2 separate regions of the Homo sapiens genome follow, and region 1 is linked to region 2. A link is an interaction called in ENCODE POLR2A ChIA-PET data of the cell type or tissue named here. Cell type or tissue: CD4-positive, alpha-beta T cell. All regions are shown on one strand. Each heading gives the region's core, and the rest is flanking DNA. Links, peaks and the distances in the headings are about the cores only.

Region 1 (5,386 bases), core at 190-5,189, 52 kb after region 2:
GTGTGTTCTCAGCCCCACCCCAGACCTCCTGAATCAGAAACTCTGTGTGATTTAACAAGCTCCCCGGGTTGGTGACTGTGATACAGCTAGTTAGAGTACCACAGCTCTACCATTAATTCCTAATCCTTAGGAAATATCATCACTTTAGCAAGAGTTCAATTTCTCTCTCAGATGGAAGCTTATTACCATTGCCATATCTTTCTGTATAGAAGAGAGTCCTAATGAATCAGAGAAGAGGGGAGTTTGAGAAAAAAATTTAATACTTGTAGCATTTTAGAGAATCACTATCTATCACTTTCATAATGAAAACTCCAGAACGTGCACAAGATGTTTCCACTTATCAAAAAGGGTAATGGCTATAATCCCAGCACTTTGGGAGGCTGAGGCAGGAGGAATGTTTGAGCCCAGAAGTTCAAGATCAGCCTGGGCACATAGAGAGACCCTGTCTCTACAAACAAACAAACAAACAAACAAAAAATTAAATATTAGCTGGCTCTGGTGGCATGTGCCTGTAGTCCCAGCTACTTGGGAGGCTGAGGCAGAAGGATTGCTTGTGCCTGGGAGGTCGAGGCTGCTGCTGTGAGCCCAGATCACGCCACGGCACTCCACCCTGAGCAACAGAGTGAGACCCTTCTCAACCAAAATAAAAAATAAATGGCTAGGCATGGTGGTGTATGCCTGTGGTCCCAGACTGTATTAGTCTGTTTTCACACGGCTATAAAGAACTGCCCAAGACTGGGTAATTTATACAGGAAAGAGGTTTAATTGACTCACAGTTCAGCATGGCTAGGGAGGCCTCATGAACCACGATGGAAAGTGAAGGGGAAGCAAGGCACCTTCTTCACAAGGTGGCAGGAAGGAGAAGTACTGAGTGAAGGTGGAAGAACCCCTTATAAAACCATCAGCTCAGTCAGCATGGGGGAAATCGACCCCGTGATTCAATTACCTCCACCTGGTCCCTCCTGTGACACTTGGAGATTACAGCGATTACAATTCAAGATGAGATTTGGGTGGGGACACGAAGCCTAACCATATCACAGATACTCAAGAGGATGAGGCAGGAGGATTGCTTCAGTGTGGGAGTTCAAGGCTTCAATGAGCCATGTTTGCACCACTGGACTCCAGCCTGGGCAACAGAGCAAGACTCTATTTAAAAAAAAAAAAAAAAAAAGAAGGGGAATGGGTTTTTAAAGGCTGAAAACTTTGCTTTTGGTCATTATATAGTAATTGAACTCTAATAGAAGTAAATATTAGAATATTTTAAAAATCTTGGCTGGGCATGGTGACTCACGCCTGTAATCCCAGCACTTTGAGGGGCCGAGGCAGGTGGATCACTTGGTGTCAGGAGTTTGAAACTGGGCTGGCCAATATGGTGAAACCCCATCTCCACTAAAAATACAGAAATTAGCTGAGCGTGGTGGCACACATCTGTAATCCCAGTTGCCTGGGAGGCTGAGGCAGGAGAACTGCTTGAACCCAGGAGGTGGAGGTTGCAGTGAGCTGAGATCATGCCACTGCACTCCAGCCTGGGTGACAAAGTAAGACTCTGTCTCAAAAATAAAATTAAATTTAAAATGTCTATACTTTTTGGTATCATCTTGGCTTTAGATGATTCAGACAGCTCAACCTATTGTAACCACAGATCTCAGTAACCTAACGGGTATTGATTTCCTAGGGTTTTGGAGCTTTTAGGGGTTGCAAGGACATTGAATACGCTTTACATACTGTTGGAATTGCATCAGACTAATCTGGTTCAACTTTTATGTAACAAAGTTATGAGCTGCTTTTCAGTTGGCATGGACCTCCAGGTTGAACGTCACATCACCAGAGCATGCCCAAAACTAAGTGTGCAGCCATGGATAGAACCCACGTGCTCAGATGGGCACTTGGAATGGAATGGGCATGAGGAATGAGCACTGAATTAAGAAGTGGACACTAACAGTTTGGGAGGCTGTAATCACAATTCTTTGGGAGGCTGACACAGGAGGATCGTTTGAGCCTAGGAGTTTGAGACCAACCTGGGGAACATGGCGAGACCTCAATTCTACTAAAGAAAAAAAAATTTAAAAAATTGGCCGGGGGGGTGGCACACAGCTGTAGTCCAAGCTACTTGTGAGGCTGAGGTGGGAGAATCACTTAAGCCCAGGAGTTCAAGGCTGCAGTGAGTTATTATCATGCCACTGCACTCCAGCCTGAGGAACAGACTGAGACCCCGTCTCTACAAAAAAAAAAAAAAATTCTTTTAAATTAGCCAGGTGTGCTGGCACGCACTTTGTGGTGTCAGCTTACTCAGGATGTTGAGGTGAGAGGATCGCTGGAGCCCAGGAGGTTGAGCTGCAGTCAGTGGAGGTTGCACCACTGCACTTCAGCCTGGGCAACAGAAGAGAGACCCTGACTCAAAAAAAAAAAAAAAAAAAAAAAAAAAAAAAAAAACCACAGTGGACACCACATGGCAGGATCCAAAATCCGATCAGATCAAGCCCTGGTGTCACCCCATGGCAGGATCCAGTCAGATTATGCCTCCAGCATCACCCCACTGCAAGATCCAATCAGATCACGCCTCATTACCTCTAAGTACAAAACCTGACGTAGCCCCCAGCGTGGAGAGACAGACTTAAGTCCAACTCCTGTCTCCTTGCTCAGCTGTCTGGCAATAAGCCTCTCTCACTACAAAAACCTGGTGCTTCAGTGTTTGGCTTTCCACTACATGGGCAAATGGACCCAGTTCAGTTCGGCAATACTGGTAGATAGTCACGGGACAAAGTAAATCTGATGCATCAACAAAACAACTGTAAAATCATATTATTCAACTCTTGACTCTAAAATCTGAGTCATGGTTTAGGAAGGCGGGAGGAGAAGTGCAGTGCTGGAAACCCTGCCTAACCACAAAGAATTAACCACCCTGCCTCTTCTAAGCTCCTGAGGGAGAAGGCACATGGTGGCAGGTAAAATTACCAATGTATTTATGAAACAGCAATTTGTAACACCTTCAGATTCAGTGCTAGTTGTTCAGTAAGTTTTCAGTTATGTTTTAAAGCTACTTTTAAAACATACTCTTTTTTTCCCCTGGAAGAAGAAAATTTCCTTAAGTACCATACTTAAGAAAATTACAAAATAATATTTGTAATCCTGAATGCATTAGCATTCTTCTATTGAAGTGCCCTTACTATGTGTAAGCATTAAAAAATTTTTCCAACCTAGTACAATTTGAAACAAATTAACAGAAGGTATATAAGTTTGGGAATCTGCTTTAGAGGCCTAAAGACAGTAAGTTTTTAATTAAAAAAAAATCTTTTTTTTCCTTGTTACAAAAGCAGCAAATATTCATTACTTAAAATCTTGAGACTATAAAACAAACTAAAACATAAAAAAACTTCTTATGTGCAGCCACTATGCAATAGGCAACTATTTATACATACGTCTAAATTTTCAAGCCTTTTTCTGTGAATTTAAATTAGGAAATACATTTAAACTCGCACATTTTAAATACACCAATTCATTAATATCTGAATGTCAACTGTCCTAGGGAGGATCCAAATCTTTATTCCCAGCATCCAAGTGGCACAAAATAGCTACTGAAATGTCTGCTGAACTGAATATCTGGGATCTGACAAGGCAAAGTCTGGACTTGCAGACTGTGGAGCTGTACTATGGAAGTATTTTTGAAGCAACTGAAGTGATAGAGTAAGGTTTAAAACTCACTCAAAGTACTAAGTAACAGACTGATATGGTTTGGCTGTGTCTCCCCAGATCTCATCTTGAATTGTAGTTCCCATAATCCCCACATGTTGTGGGAGGCACCTGGTGGGGGTAATTGAATCATGGGGGCAGTTACCCCCATGCTGTTCTCATGAATTCTCACAAGATCTGATGGTTTTATAAGGGTTTTCCCCCTTTTGCTCGGCACTTCTTCCTGCTGCCATGTGAAGAAGGACATGTTTGCTTCCCCTTCCACCATGGATTTGTAAGCTTCCTGAGGCCTCTCCAGCCCTTTGGAACTGTGAGTCATTTAAATCTCTTTTCTTTATAAATTACCTAGCCTCGGGTATTTCTTCATAGCAGCATGAGAACAGACTAATACACAGACATTTCAAGACTTGGGTCCTTTGAAAGCCTCTGGGCTTGAGGAACTGTGCCAGGAGCCTGCACTGTGCCCCTGCAGACAGCCTGCCCTCCTTCAAGACATTGTGCCCTTTGAGTACAAGGACAGGCCTTTCATACTGACATCCCAGAGGACCTGGCACATCTGAAGTTCAAATGAATGAGTTGTGGATGACAACGGGTGATAGGCAACAGAATGAAGCTGCATTTCCCCCTCTTTAATTTATCCCTAAAGTTAAGTGTCTGACTTAATGAACAATCACAAATCTGTGACTTCTGAGTACTGTCCCTGTGGGTAATAATACCATATGACTCGATTTTCAGATACTACAAATAACTTAGAAAAATTCAGTCAGACTGAATAGCATCCTTAAACACTGCATTTACAATGCCTAGAAATTAGTAAGTAGTCTATCATGTGCTTTTAATAGTCAAAAGAAAAATGACAAAGAAATATCAATTGGAAAGTTTTGAAATGCCCACAGTTTGACAGCTTGACTGAAGGTTTGGTTTCAACCAAAATGCTTAACAACTTTTTGACCTTTCCCTCTGCAAAGATCAGATTAACACTTTCATGCACATATTCCACTCCCTTCACTTGACAGTCTGCTATAAAGATGCTCTGACTTGGATTTTGTTCCAGCAACTAGAGCAAGCTAATACCTGAGCCACTGCCAGACTGAAACAACTGAAGTGCTGAATAAAATATTAAAAGCAAAAGATACAAACTAAACACCTTTTGAAACACACTGCTGAGTTAGCACAAAAGGAAAGGCTCCGGAGAGGCCACAAAGGAAGTGAAAGCAGAAACCCTGGGAGAACACATGTGCTGAGGCAGGATTTCCCGCTGGGAGACTCCACAAACCTGGGAGCCTGGCTCTGTGCTCTGGGGACTGTGTGGGGGCAGGGGAGGCAACACACAAAGTGTCCTGTATTAAGCTACAAGCTGGGACTCCAAAAGGACCTCAGCATAAGGGTAAAGAGGAAAACCTGTGTGCAAGGAAATGTCTCATCATTGATACAGAGTAGTGGGGATGAGGAAAATTTCTCCTGAGATGCCAGGTCCATATTTATTCTACCCAGTATGGCTGAGAAAACATTAAGCCAGGAATTAAAGATATAGTGACTCCAAGGATGTAATGTCCCCAGGAGACTGGTATCAGCACACACAAATCCTCCCTGGAAGGATACAACCTCAATCTAGGTAATAGGATTCCCACAGAGGAAGTTCCAAGGAAAACAAGCAACTCAAGGAAAAATCAAATCAAATCACAAAACACACAAG
Region 2 (5,386 bases), core at 172-5,171:
AGGTCAAAGTTTTTAACTAAAACCAGCACATTCATGGCAGGACCAAATTCTCCAGAAAACTCTAGCATGCCACTCACTCACAAACATTACATGCAAAAAGCCCCAACTGTGTAGCAATGGGTTATCTTCAATGCATTATATTTTCTAAAGTCTGTTGTTTGGCATCATGATACAGTATTAATGAAACCCTAAAAATAACTATAAGCAGCACAGAAAGAATGGATTAAGTATCATGCAAGTCATACAGCCAGAGAAACAAACTCCAGAGGAAAAAACAGAAATAGCCAAGTTAAAAAAAATGTTAATATTCTGAACCTTTTGCTTTCAGAGGCATTAGACATGTATGTGAGAGAGTCCAGACAAAATCAGCAAAGCCACCTGGTCAACTTGAAGCTAACCACAGAGCCACAGTGAGTCCTACCAATCGCAGCTGTGAATGACACAACAGCCCAGCTGGTCTGTGAACACAATGTCTCCCGGTGTGTGCTCTTAGGGTCTAACTGGCCTACAATACAGCATCTTGTGAGAAGAGGTAACTGACTGATGCGCTTCCAAGAAGCCAATTGATGGGTAAACTGCAGCAGATGTGTTAAGAGGACCATTCTGGAGCCCAGCTTCCAGGCTTCAAATCCCGGTTCCACAACTGTCCTGTAGGGAAGTCAGTACTACAAACATTTATATAGTGGACGACAGCATCCTTTTCAGGCGCAACTCTCCTGTGAAATAAGCGGTGGTATTATTCTCACCTGAGAGATGAAAATAAACTTGGAGTTGAAAATCAGTTAATACGCAAAGCAGACAACAAAGATGGAGTAACAGGGACCCAGTTTATGCTCCCAATGAAAACAAAAAATATGATGAAATATAGGAAACCGTGTTCAAATCACTGGACACCAGACAGTGAAGAAGTGATCCTGAGATACGGGAGACAGACAGAGTAAGCCCACAAGTGCCCATTCACTGCGTGGAGAGACTCTCCAGGACACGGAGCAGGCATGGAAAACCCACACAAAGCTCGGCGGTCTCTGTGGTGGGAGGATACAGAGTCTGGGGAAGACAGAGACGCAGAGAGAGAGCTCTGGAGACTGCAGAGGACACTGCAGATCTGCACTGATCAGCCCATCACGTGAGGGGTCTACCCAAGGTCAGGGAAAGACACACACGGAAGAATCAAGAGTGAATCAAGAGTGCAACCCCTCACACAGGGCTATTCCCACCAGCCTAGATGGAAAACTTCATGATTCACGGGGCATCGGGTACAATACTACAAAGGATTTGTTTCAGGAAAGGGGCAAAAATATCCCTAAGCTAAATGTTGCTCTGGGCTTAAAAATAAAACCTGAAATAATCAGATTATTTCAAAGTAACTTAGGTGCATCCCAGAACAAGGCTCAAAAATGTTTATGGGAATGCAAAAATATCCAGCATATAGCAAGGTGAAAATTGCAATGTCTGACATCCACTCATAATTTATCAGACATGAAAAGAAGCAAGGAAAATATGACCCATAATGAAGAGAAAGATTAAGCTGATACAGTACTGACAGAGATGAAAGACTTAGCACTATTTAAGAGCAAGAGAGGTTTCAAATATTAATGAGGTAGAAGACTCAGCTTGAATGGGCTTCCAAAAGGTGATAACTTTAAGCACAAAGAAAAAAAAAACAAAACACATTATGAAATCAATGTAAATCCATACATCCATGCTACTGTCAGAAAAAAAGACAGGAATGCTTTCTTCATTGGTCACTATTTGTAGTAGCTATAAAATAACTTCTTACTTTGAAACATGGCAATTAAGGAGAGGTGGAATTAGCCATCTATCCTGAATTCCAAATTGGAATTCGACATAATTAACTAGCTCCAGCTGATACAGGAAAGTGCTGCTTTCTAGATGAAACCAGCTAAGCGTGGAAGGAATAACATTTCTGATTCTGGCAAGGATTACCAACTGGTGGTAAACCATTACCATTTATATACAATTTATATCTGTATGTTTGTGTGTATACCCACGTTCACAGAGAGAAAATAAGACACCTAGTGTAAAGAGTAGTGATTGTGGAAATGGGATACTTTTCTTTTTCTAGTCTGAATTTTCTACAATGCATATGTACTGCTTCTGTAACAATAAAATAAAAGGTTACTTTACTAATTGTTTTTAAAGACAGTAATAATGCTAATTAGCAACTGCTGACCACAAAAATAGTAGTTTCTGGTTTTGTTATTTTTTTTTTATGTTGTATTCTTGCTCCTCATATGACATCCTTGGGGAACTGGGACCAGTAAGAAATAAACCCCTACTTCTGACAACAAAAAAATGCAGTAAGCAGGGCAAGCGCTTGTTTGGATGACATGGTTAGACCTGACTCAGTTCACTGGTTTCCTAGTAAGCAGCTAAGACATGGCCCAAGAGGAAGAGTTCTCACTGCACAGACCATGAGAACAGCAACTGTGGCGTGGCAGAGATGAGCAATGGCACCACGACGTCTGTCTGTCTCCATCGTAACTACATCAGGCCTCGAAGGAGGGCTAGGTTTAAGAATTAATGAAAATGGTAACATATTTAATTAAAGCTGCTTTCCGTTTGGCTTTCTACCAAACATGTACAAAGGGTCTATGAAAGCTCAAAACATACTGTGAGTGGTCGCAGCTCTTATGGGCCACCTAATTCCTTCCAGCAGACACCAAACGTCCACTTCAGGTCAGTACAGATCATCCCATCTGGTAAGTCCACCAGTTAAGAGGAGTTCCCAATCGCAGGCTAACTACTTTCTATGTTATTATCTTGGGATGGGGCCCTGTAGGCATTCAGGGGTCCGCCTATCACCACATAAGGAACTCCTCACTGTGCCTGTCACATCCTTCCACACCACCTGTGATGATGTCATCTGGCCTATCATGCCACGGCCCATCTTACGACTATACCACGTGCAACTGTGTTAGGAAGTAGGAATAGAAAGCAAATAATATCTGATTCTTAAACCAGAGAACATCTAAACCAGAATTTCTGACAAAAATTTAACTCTTTTCCTCAAAAGGGACTGAAGAGGTTATAATATTCTCTTATATAAAAAAATCTAACCACTTTAGCTCAAAATACGGAAGAATTTGACAAGTTTCCTGTTTTGTTCTTTACAGATCTTTGGCTCAAAGGACATGACCTAATTCTACAGATGAATCTGTACTGACGTTAGAAAACCACTGGTGGAACATAAAACTTGTACATTCTTCTAAAAATGAAGGTAGATCACAGCAGACTCAATCTATTTATAGCCAGTCATATCAACATTACTGATTGGGAATTACCAAAAGAGGTGAAATTATTTAACAAATCCTTTGTTAAGTCATATTCTGAACCTACAGATGTCAATTTCAGGTGTTTATTTTTTAAATAAAGATAATTAAAACACTAAAAATTTACTTAAGGTAAATGGATAATGTTTGTATTAGCTTAGAGAGTCTACTTACTCAGATAGCTCAAAGTCCTAAAATAGGTAGCTTTGAGTACAGAATAGGATGGCGCTACAATCAGCAAATAATTTGCTTCCAGACAGACCTAAGAGAAGTCCATGTGAAATAAGCTTTTACACTGTGCTGATGACAGGATGTACGTATAACAATGCTGGCTGGTCCTTCATCACTGCAGTTTTAAGGTTAAAAAAAAAGACTTTGCTTTAATAGTTTGTTTCCAGTTAGACAAAACAAACAAAAACCACCCTATATAACAAACTTCACCAGCATGTATTTTTGAAAGGTTCCTGAGATGAACAAAGCTGTCTCATAGATGTCAGGGATCTGTGAAAAAGCACACAAGGTTAGTAATGACAGCCTCATGCAGTTCTGAAGGCAAATGTCCATAAATCCTCTAACACTGGTATATGATCTTCCTTAAAAAGCCCTATTACCAACTAAAAAGAATTCATACGGGGGGGTGGGAGTGAGAGTGAAGAGATGGAAAGAACCTTTTCAATAAAGTTCTGTAAAGAGAAAGTCTCAATAAGCAATTACGAGATGTCTAAGGCATTATAAGACTTATGTGAGTTAATGAAGGTATAAGCACATCTAATACTGAACCTTTGTGAGGGTTTCTTTTATCAATTTATTTTTAAATGGACTACCAAAAAAGGCCTAAAATGGCCTAAAAATAGACTTTTGAGAACTAAGAAAGCAAAATGTAGTTCCAACATAAAATTACCATTGCCTTCCTCATCCTATAACCAATAAAAATTCCTTTGCAACAAATATAATTACATGGAAAATCTCTGTAGAGAAAAATGTTATATCCTTAAATACCACTTAACTTCAAGCATTTGTTTAATATCCAAACTGTTTTAAAAAAATAACAATGCCAGAGAATTTTCTGTAAGAGAATCTTCCCATTTTTGATTGGGTAGCCCGTCAGATGGGAGAATAACAGGCCAGTGATGGACAGCTCCTAGGCCTGTGGTCGGTGTTAAGAACACAAACTTCTCCAAGGCAGGGATTCAGGAAATCTGTAAGTCTTTTAATACCTTACATTGTAAAGTACCTTTTGATGTATTTATAACTGAAAAAAAATTATTCAAACAAGAACAGAGTATTATGGTACAAAGTCTCTTATAGGTCACTGGGAATAGAAAAAAAGATAAATTCTTTGCTTATCAAGCTTAACAATTTACAAATAAGCAATATAATTTGTATAAGAGTCACAAATTGTGCTAAGGGAATCCAGAGAAGTAAAACAGAAAACAAAAGGTTTTATAGAAGACATGGTATTTGAGCTGAACCTGAAGAGATGGGCTTCTGAAAGATGGAAGGAGTCACTCTGTTATTCTCAGAAGAGCAAGCCAAAGGTACAAATAAAAGGTGAGACAGCATGGGACATATTTGGAGAATCATCAGTTTGCCTGGAGACAAATACATAACTTAAAGATAAGGTGATGATGGGTAGCCACACTGAGGCATCACAGAAATAGAACTGAGCTTGGAAAAGTACTTCAACCTCAAATTCAGATGAATTTCTTCTACAGTTTCCCTACCATGAACCGTTCAGCGTCTGCTTGCCTAACTCTGATACACAAAGACCTTCTCCTGGGATAGCCCTGCTGACATGTAGCAAATGATTATTCCAGAAGGCAATAGAGGAGACTCTGAAGTTTCTTAAACAAGGAGATGACATAAAAGCATACGTCAGCAATGCTGAGGGTTTGGTTCCAGTCCATCACGTTAAAGTGAGTCATGTGGACTTTTTTGGTCCCCCAGTGTACATAACAGTTATGGTTACACTATACCGTATAAGTGTGCGAGAGCATTATGTATAAAAAATACATATCTTAATTAAAAATACTTTATTGCTAAAAATCGCTAACGATCATCTGAGCCTTCCACTAGTCAAGCTGCACCCTTTT

What was found. Peaks named below come from ENCODE experiments on the same cell type or tissue, not always from the same donor. Only the 100,000 strongest peaks of a DNase experiment are listed, where the experiment ranks them.
Region 1: POLR2A ChIA-PET joins it to region 2 with 5 read pairs; 16 of 35 experiments call an interaction of 5 or more read pairs at or near these places.

The regions. Positions count from the first base shown.
Region 1 is chr6:157,831,198-157,836,583 of GRCh38, reverse strand. The region is part of intron 1 of SNX9 (sorting nexin 9); the gene reads right to left. Among named protein-coding and RNA genes, the nearest start is that of SNX9, 11 kb to the right of the region's middle. In CD4-positive, alpha-beta T cell, for the core only: no CTCF peak of the experiment used is centred there; DNase peaks (open chromatin) are centred at 2,303 and 2,753.
Region 2 is chr6:157,883,143-157,888,528 of GRCh38, reverse strand. The region is part of intron 4 of SNX9 (sorting nexin 9); the gene reads right to left. SNX9-AS1 (SNX9 antisense RNA 1) reads left to right here. Exons shown (of 2, transcript NR_183542.1): 2 at 3,138-3,415. Among named protein-coding and RNA genes, the nearest start is that of SNX9-AS1, 7.0 kb to the left of the region's middle. In CD4-positive, alpha-beta T cell, for the core only: CTCF peaks have their summits at 2,975 and 3,207; DNase peaks (open chromatin) are centred at 2,492, 2,878, 3,178 and 3,578; H3K27ac peaks cover 2,421 bases.